Linked DNA regions of Homo sapiens: region 2 is linked to region 1. The links are chromatin loops, found by intact Hi-C in ENCODE. Cell type or tissue: heart right ventricle. All regions are shown on one strand. Each heading gives the region's core, and the rest is flanking DNA. Links, peaks and the distances in the headings are about the cores only.

Evidence for each region. Hi-C counts contacts between places; a loop is a spot of excess contacts. Peaks named below come from ENCODE experiments on the same cell type or tissue, not always from the same donor. Only the 100,000 strongest peaks of a DNase experiment are listed, where the experiment ranks them.
Region 2: it touches region 1 in a loop (7-fold over the local background); 2 of 110 quality-filtered maps call a loop at or near these places.

What each region holds. Positions count from the first base shown.
Region 1 is chr13:78,760,691-78,764,532 of GRCh38, reverse strand. It overlaps LOC105370272 (a long non-coding RNA gene), which reads left to right and starts at 1,610. Exons shown (of 3, transcript XR_942107.2): 1 at 1,610-1,886; 2 at 2,849-2,991; 3 at 3,501-3,758. It also overlaps the pseudogene RPL21P111. In heart right ventricle, for the core only: no CTCF peak of the experiment used is centred there; no DNase peak of the experiment used is centred there.
Region 2 is chr13:78,400,805-78,404,646 of GRCh38, reverse strand. The region is part of intron 3 of OBI1-AS1 (OBI1 antisense RNA 1); the gene reads right to left. Among named protein-coding and RNA genes, the nearest start is that of POU4F1, 200 kb to the left of the region's middle. RefSeq lists an enhancer at 1,444-2,767. In heart right ventricle, for the core only: no CTCF peak of the experiment used is centred there; no DNase peak of the experiment used is centred there.

The DNA.
Region 1 (3,842 bases), core at 500-2,999:
CCTGAGGAGACAAAAATATGTAAGACAGTCCCTTCCCTCAGGACACAGTTTAGTGGGAAGCACAGACAGGTAATCATCTTCATGAAAACATGCTTTGGTAACAGCTACAATAGAAAGAAAAACAAACTGGAACCGAGCAAAGCCAGAGATTCATTTTGCCTGTGGAAGCCAGACAAAGGTTTAATTAACTAGGCTCGAGAGTTGAAGATGGCTTCAAAGAAAACAGGAAGTTTAGATGGGGTGTACAAAGATGAATAGGAATTGTCCACAATTTTTTTAAATTAAAATAAAAAGAAGGGGAAATTACTTGTAAGAACTGGAAAACCTCTAAACTTCTTTAAAATAAAAAACAATATGGTTATGATATGCAGATGGAAAATAAGCGCTGATAAAGATGTTCACCTTTATTAGCCACCAGAGAAACGCAAATTAAAACCACACCTATTAGAATGACTAAAACAAAAAATAATGACAGCATGGAATGCTGGTTAGGATGCAGATAAAGTGGATCTCTCTACATTGCTGATGAGAATGTAAAATAGTACAGCAGCTTTGGAAAACAATTTGGTAGTTTTTTATAAAATTAAATATGTGATTTCCATATGATACAACCCAGCAAATTTCACTCTTAGACATTTACACCAGAAAAATGGAAATTTATGTTCCTGCAAAAACCTGTTTCAATGTTCATAGCAGTGTACTTGCAATAGCCAAAACCTGGAATCAGTCCAGATGTCTTTCAAATGGCAAATGCTTAAACAAACTGTGATATATTCATATCATGGAATTAATACATCATGCAATAAAAAGGAGTGAACTGTTGATAAACACAATAACTTGGTTGACTATGCAGAAAATTATATTGAGTAAAAAAAAAACCAACCACTAAAGGTTACAATTGTATGATTCTATTTATATAGCATTTTTAAAATGACAACATTTTAGAGATAGAGGAAAGAAGACGGGTTGCTAGAAGTTAGCAGTGGGGGAGAGGTCCTTGTGGTGATGAAACTGTTCTGTATCATGTGGTTCGGGGTGCGGAATTGATAACATAGATAGAAATACACACATACACACAAATGAGTGCAAGTAAAATTAGGAAAATATGAATAATTTGAATTATTCAAATAAGGATCATGTCAATGGTGGATTTGATCAATGTCAATATTCTGGTTGTGATATTCTACCATAGTTTTACAAAATATTACCATTAGATGAAACTGGTTAGAGTGTACAATAAATCCTTTGTATTATATCTTACAACAGCGTAAAAATCAACAATAAAAACATTAAAAATTTCAACTAAATGAACACTATAGTTTTTTATTATAAATTTCCCAAGGTTTCATTTAACCTAATTTAGGAATACTTTTAATTCTATTTATTCTACAAGGATTTATTGAGCCTATGACTGCAATTGCAACTTGCAATTGCAACTTGATAGGTGCCCTTAACTAATTCCTATCCTGTGTGAGCTTATCCCAGCTGAGGTCATTTCCTCCTTCCTTTGACCTCCACCACACAATGCATTCCAGCTCTGTTATAATAATGAACACTAATTGTGATCCCTTTTCTTCACATAGTACAGCAAACTGACACGTTTCTCCCACCTCCTGGGCACAAAATTGGCCCATGTTCCCCAGTCTCCAGCTTTCACAGCAGTTATGTATGACTTTGTGACCAAGTTCTGGGTAATAGAAGGTGCGCAGAAGGGATGTGTATCACTCTCTGTCCTTACCCATGAACTCCTCTGGTGCAATTCTCCACACTCTCTCTTCTAATTGGATGCAAAGATCCAGCAGAAGACCCCACAGATCTAGGAGAAAGCAAGCCAACAATGGGAGAAACTCAAGCCTCTGAATGACAACATAGAAGGCCACTCACAAGTAAGAAGTAAACTTATGTTATGTTGAGTCATATGAACTTTGGGTGTTTGTATATTACAGAGAATAGTGTTTTCATCCTTACTAATACATGTGTTTATCTCCACAGTAGACTTCAGGCTCCCTGAGAGTAAGAACTGGGTTGTGTTCACCTTTATATTCTTAGAATCTGGTACGGTGCTTGGCACAGAGTATCTACTTCATAAATGTTTTGACAATCATGTTCCTGTCAATGACAGATGTTGACATTATCTAGTATTTCATAGCCTTTGATAAAAACCTATTCCTTCTCTTGAATGTGAAAAGAAAGCCTAGGATCTCATCCCCTAGTCCAGTCTGACTGCTGGACTTGAAAAGGGGCAGTAGTGGTTGAATGGGCAAAAATCAGAACTATTACTTGGTGACTTAATTTCCTATTCTTAAGCACATATCTACTTTCTATTATTTTGTAAGTTTAAAACACATTTAGTTTGTCCGAACCTCACTCATTTTGATGTCATGTAATCTAAATTTGGCAAGTTTCACTAAACAAATGTTTCTGTAAGAATTTCATAGAAAAGTGCTCTAGTGAGAGCTTATCTTTAGACACCTTCATTAGTTTTTGGAAAAATAACACAAGACACTTATTCCTGCACTATGAAATTGTATGAATAATTAAAATCAAACCTCACATATCAAAATAAATGACCTAAATACTTGTCATGATATGTTATCCTTTTACTTTGTGTGTTGGCTTCTTACTGGGTAATTCGCAAAAAATTTGCTCATCAAAAATAGGTCACCAGGTCATAAGACTGAATTTATGACTGTGGAATTCTGGAGTTTTGCTACAGTAAAAGACTCACATGTCTTCTTTGTATCTTATCTAAGTATACACATGCATCAAATTGTCGAATTCCAAGCGGAAAATAAGACTAACTTGTTTAATACATGTTTTTTTTTGTTTGTTTGTTTGTTTTTTACAGTCCACAGGTCTTTTTTTTTTTTTAACACCTATTATGCCATGAATTCATAGAGAAGAGGTTCCAGCAGCTCAGGCTCCTCCCCATGGGTTCTCACAAAGTGCACTTCTCTGGATGGAGCAGGCTGGGGCTTCAGTTGAACACAGGTACTTTTCTCTTTGGCTTCTTCCTTTTTCTGATAATTTTCCTTCACGTGCTTCAGGAAACTATCTCAGCTCTTAGAGTGCTTTGTGTGCTCAATACGCACATTAATTCTATTGGCAAGAATCTTGCCCTTAACCTGTTTGTTTACAACAATGCCAACAGCATGCTGGGTAACATTGTAGACTCTCCCAGTTTTCCATGGCAACACCTATGGGCATTCCTTTTTGAACAGTACCCATTCCCTTGATGTCTACAGTATCACTTTTCTTATAGATTCATATGTACATGGCCAAAGAAACAACTCCATGTTTTCTAAATGGTCTAGAGAACATATATTGGGTGCCTCTCCTCTTTCCCTTTTGTTTATCATTTTGGCGATTTACTGGAAGATGGTGGTTCTGGCCGAAAGGCTATGCTTTTATAAATATATGCTTTCTCTTTTAAGCCAATCTGTTTTGTGTTATTTTATATCTCCTTTTAACAATATTTTAAAATATTTTGATTGCTATAGATAATTATATTATCACAGTATTTGACAATTGGAAGAGACTTTAAGATCACCTGACTCAATGCCTTCACAGAAAGAGAAGCTGTCTTCAAGAGGTTACGTGACTATCAGAGCTCACATCTCTGACAAGCAGAAAAGCCAAGTTGAAAACCCAAGCTCTAAGTCTGGCCAATGATGCTTTGGGATTCTCCAAGATGAATTCAATGTTGATTATAAGATCTTATAAGCTAAATTATGAGTTTTGCTAAGAAGACATTACTTGATTTTATCTTTGTGATTGGAACTCATATAATTACTGTATTTAAGACTTGAGTGGCAGCAGACTAGGTTTTAGTTTCTTAATAT
Region 2 (3,842 bases), core at 698-3,197, 360 kb after region 1:
TTTTTGAAACTACAAATTAGGTCATCTGTTATTGAAAACTTTTCAGTATCATTTTGGTCTCATCTTCAATGTGACCTCCTTGCAAAGATGGTCATTCCCTAACACCCAGATTAAAGTAGCCTTTCAGTCACTCTGTCACATTACCCTACTTTATTATCATCATTGCATTTATCAATAACTGATGGTCTCCCATTTATTTGTAAGCTCCATGAATATAGGGACATTGTTTTGGTCATTGCCTTAGCCTCAATGCACAATGTATGTCACATAATATGTGTTCAAAGATAAAGAAACAAATGAATGAATGGATTTATTCCCCAACATCCATTGCAATACATCATGACTTTCTTTGGCTATGTCTATGTGACAATACTAGCTTAGGAGATTTTACAATTAATTTGGGTAGATTAATCTTTCTGCAAGTACCTGGAATAATTTATTTGACTGCTCCATTCATGTCTCTGTGAAAGGCTGGGGGTTTTACCCAGCTGTAATTTACTTCATGCATGTTACATGAAGGCCAAAAGAAGGGCCATCTTTGCAACGCTCTTTATAATCATCATGCATAATTTGGCATTCTTAAAAGAAAACATGTAGCACTGTGGTGGTAAGAACTTTTATTTTGCACAAGGTTTTGATGTCTTTACTTTCCACTTGCTCACCTAAATATTTTGAAAATATGATGCTAGTCATTCCAATGTATGTACCAGATGTATGTTCTCAGATAAATTTTAGGCATGACATGTATGATATTCATCCTGGAAACAACTGTCTATTTGTAAATTCTCTTTTCCTCATTATATAACCAAAGAACATATAAAACCAGAAATTGGCTGGGCCCAGTGGCTCACACCTGTAATCCCAGCACTTTGGGAGGCCGAGGAGGGTGGATCACAGGGTCAGGAGTTTGAGACCAGCCTGACCAACATGGTGAAACCCTGTCTCTACTAAAAATACAAAAATTAGCTGAGGGTGGTGGCGCATGCCTGTAATCCCAGCTACTCAAGAGGCTGAGGCAGGAGAATTGCTTGAACCCGAGAGGCAGAGATTGCAGCGAGCCAAGATGGCGCCATTGCCCTCCAGCCTGGGTGACAGAGCAAAACTCTGTCAAAAAACAAAACAAAAACAAACAACAACAACAAAAAACAGACAGCACAATGACATCACATAGCCTCAGGTGAACTAGACCATAATAAGCACTGGAAGATGGTTTCTATGCAAGTATACCTCAACAACTCAGTTTCAAGCTGAGCCTCAAAGCACCTTGGTTTAGTGTTTACTGTAGACATGAGGAGATAATGTGAATTTCCATACTCTAAATGTAAGTGCAATCTTATTGTGTTACTATTTGGCTATTTCCCCTTAGCCTCAGCTCTGATGTATAGGCGGCTTTAGTAAGAGTGTTTCCAAGGAGGTTTATGTCTCAGATTCATAGAAACTTCCTCTTCTGAAGCCCCAGCTTAAGATCCCTCCCCTGTATAGTTAAGAGTTTAAGCTAAGTGCCAGTGAATGCCACATTTTTATCACTGTTTTGAGTGACTGTTGTTTGGCAGAGGGCACAGGCACAATACATCTTTGTCTTCCCTTAGCTAATAACCCAGGGTGTAGTAGGCCAGCCATGCCTTTAACATTTACTGCTGCTACATTTGTCTGTGTTGTATAAAAACCATGCAACAGCCTGGCTCTGCTCATTGTTTTCAGAACCTTGACTCTCCTTACCATTCTCATCATCCAAATTTATTTAAGGATGAAACTATTAGAAACACAATTGGTGAATTAATGTCATAGGGACTGCTGCTGGCAGCTCATCAATTTTTGATATGCCACTCAGACAAATGAAACATAAGCCACCCAGAACAAGGGGACCTTTTGACACTTCAAAGGAAACCCCTATGGGTGGTTTCCTCTTGAAGCTACACTAAACTGGCTCGATCTCCTCAGCTGGAAGCTGCCAATGTCTCATTAACCCCTAAAAAGGCCCGGCATGAGCTTTTCTTTTCAGCTATAATTATGCCACGCACTCCTGTTATGCTGCACTGAATCGCAACACTGTCACCAGCACATTATAAACATCCACCCTAATTGAAAAGCAGATTAGACTCTTGTGTTAATTAGCCAAAAAGCCCGCCCACTTGCATGCATTATGATTGCCTCTTAAATACTGAGGATGTTGAAATCCCTCAGAAAGACAAGGCAGACTTAATTGCAATAACCTGCAAATTAAGTTTAATTTACTTTAAATTTACCGGTTTAGCAGGCTCATTTGATGGTGTTAATGTTCTAGCAAATTAATTATCTGAATTAGTCATGCCTGGTGGAGTTTTGCAGCAGAATACATTGTACAGTGGCCTGTTAATAACAGACAAACAGGACAGGATTAATGAGAAGATTATGCTCAAGTTCTTAAAAAAAAAGGATCTTGCATGAATTCAAATATAATCACCAAAGTGCAAATACAGACACAGAATATAAACAAACTGAGATTTATTACACTCTATGGCATGCCATCCAGGAGAAACAGTAAAACATGACTGGTGAAATATCAGACAGCAAGAGCCCTATTCCATACACTCCTGTGGATCTCTCCTAGCCACAAACTGTTTCCCGTTAGTGAGCATATGTGAACACCATGGTCAGCAACCGAATGCCTTAGACAGGCAGTGGACTGCAGAAAAGGACTGGAATGTCACTTAGAAATAGCTTCCTGTGGCTAGTTCTATTGCCCTTTTAGTAATGTATAAAGCTTTCAGATGTTTTCTGGAACCCACTTTAGCTATCTCTTAGGCTAGATCTGAATACTATTAGCCCAAATAATCTGAAATAATGATTATCTTGCTTCCCCTCTTATCTTTATCCCAGTAAAATCTGTCCTGCTTGCATGTGGGAAATTTGGCCAGGGTGGAGAAGAGGGGGAAGAAGAAAAATAGGAATGCCGAATATTAGAGGAAATTTAGAGCATCAACATCTTTGTAGAAGCTTCTACATTTATTCCTCTCTGAGGATAACAAGTGTATCTTATTTGTGTTTGTATCTGCCAGGTGCTAGGACACAGCCTGGGAAATGATAGAGGCTTAAAAACATTCTAATTTTTTGAATGGATGAAACACAAAATTAGCTTAGTGACAATTTCAGAAGAATTACTCAGCCTGGAGGATATTGTAGGGGATTCCTCCTAACAAATATGAAGCCTCTCTGAAAATTCTGTTTCAGTGCTTCTATTGTTATAAATAGTTAGGCTTTCTCCATTTGGTTCTGAAGAGATGCACACAAGCTCTCTTTCCGCCATCCACAGCAGAAAGAAATAGCCTCTGGGTGTCAAACTAATAATCTTTGGCTGGCTCGAACTGAATATGGTCATGCAGTGATTGACCTCAACATGCCAGATTATTGATTGGGCTGGAGATGCCTAAGCCATCATTTTCTTGGAGCAGTCACCGCTTTTGTCTTGATCCCGTCCACAGCTGTCACACTGTGGTGAGCCATTGAAAGAGCCCAGATTTGCATCCTTCATGCATTTATGCCTCTCTGCTTAAAATAAAAATGCCACCACTTGAAAGGCTGAAACATTGATTCTGTTTTTTAAAAAATTATCTCATTAAAAGCCAAGGATTTGGGTTTAGTTGGGAGTGGAGAGAGACACGCAGAATATGTTAACTTGCTTTATTGGGCATATTTAATTTTGGGGGAAAAATAATGAGAATAAAAATTGTTTCAATATGTTTTCTGTATTGTGTCAATATATCACACAGCTCCTTTCTGGAGTCACATTTGCTGTTAGGGTGGTTGGGTTTTTTTGTTGTTTTTGTTGTTGTTCTCTGTTGAATTACAATTTGCAGCAGTAA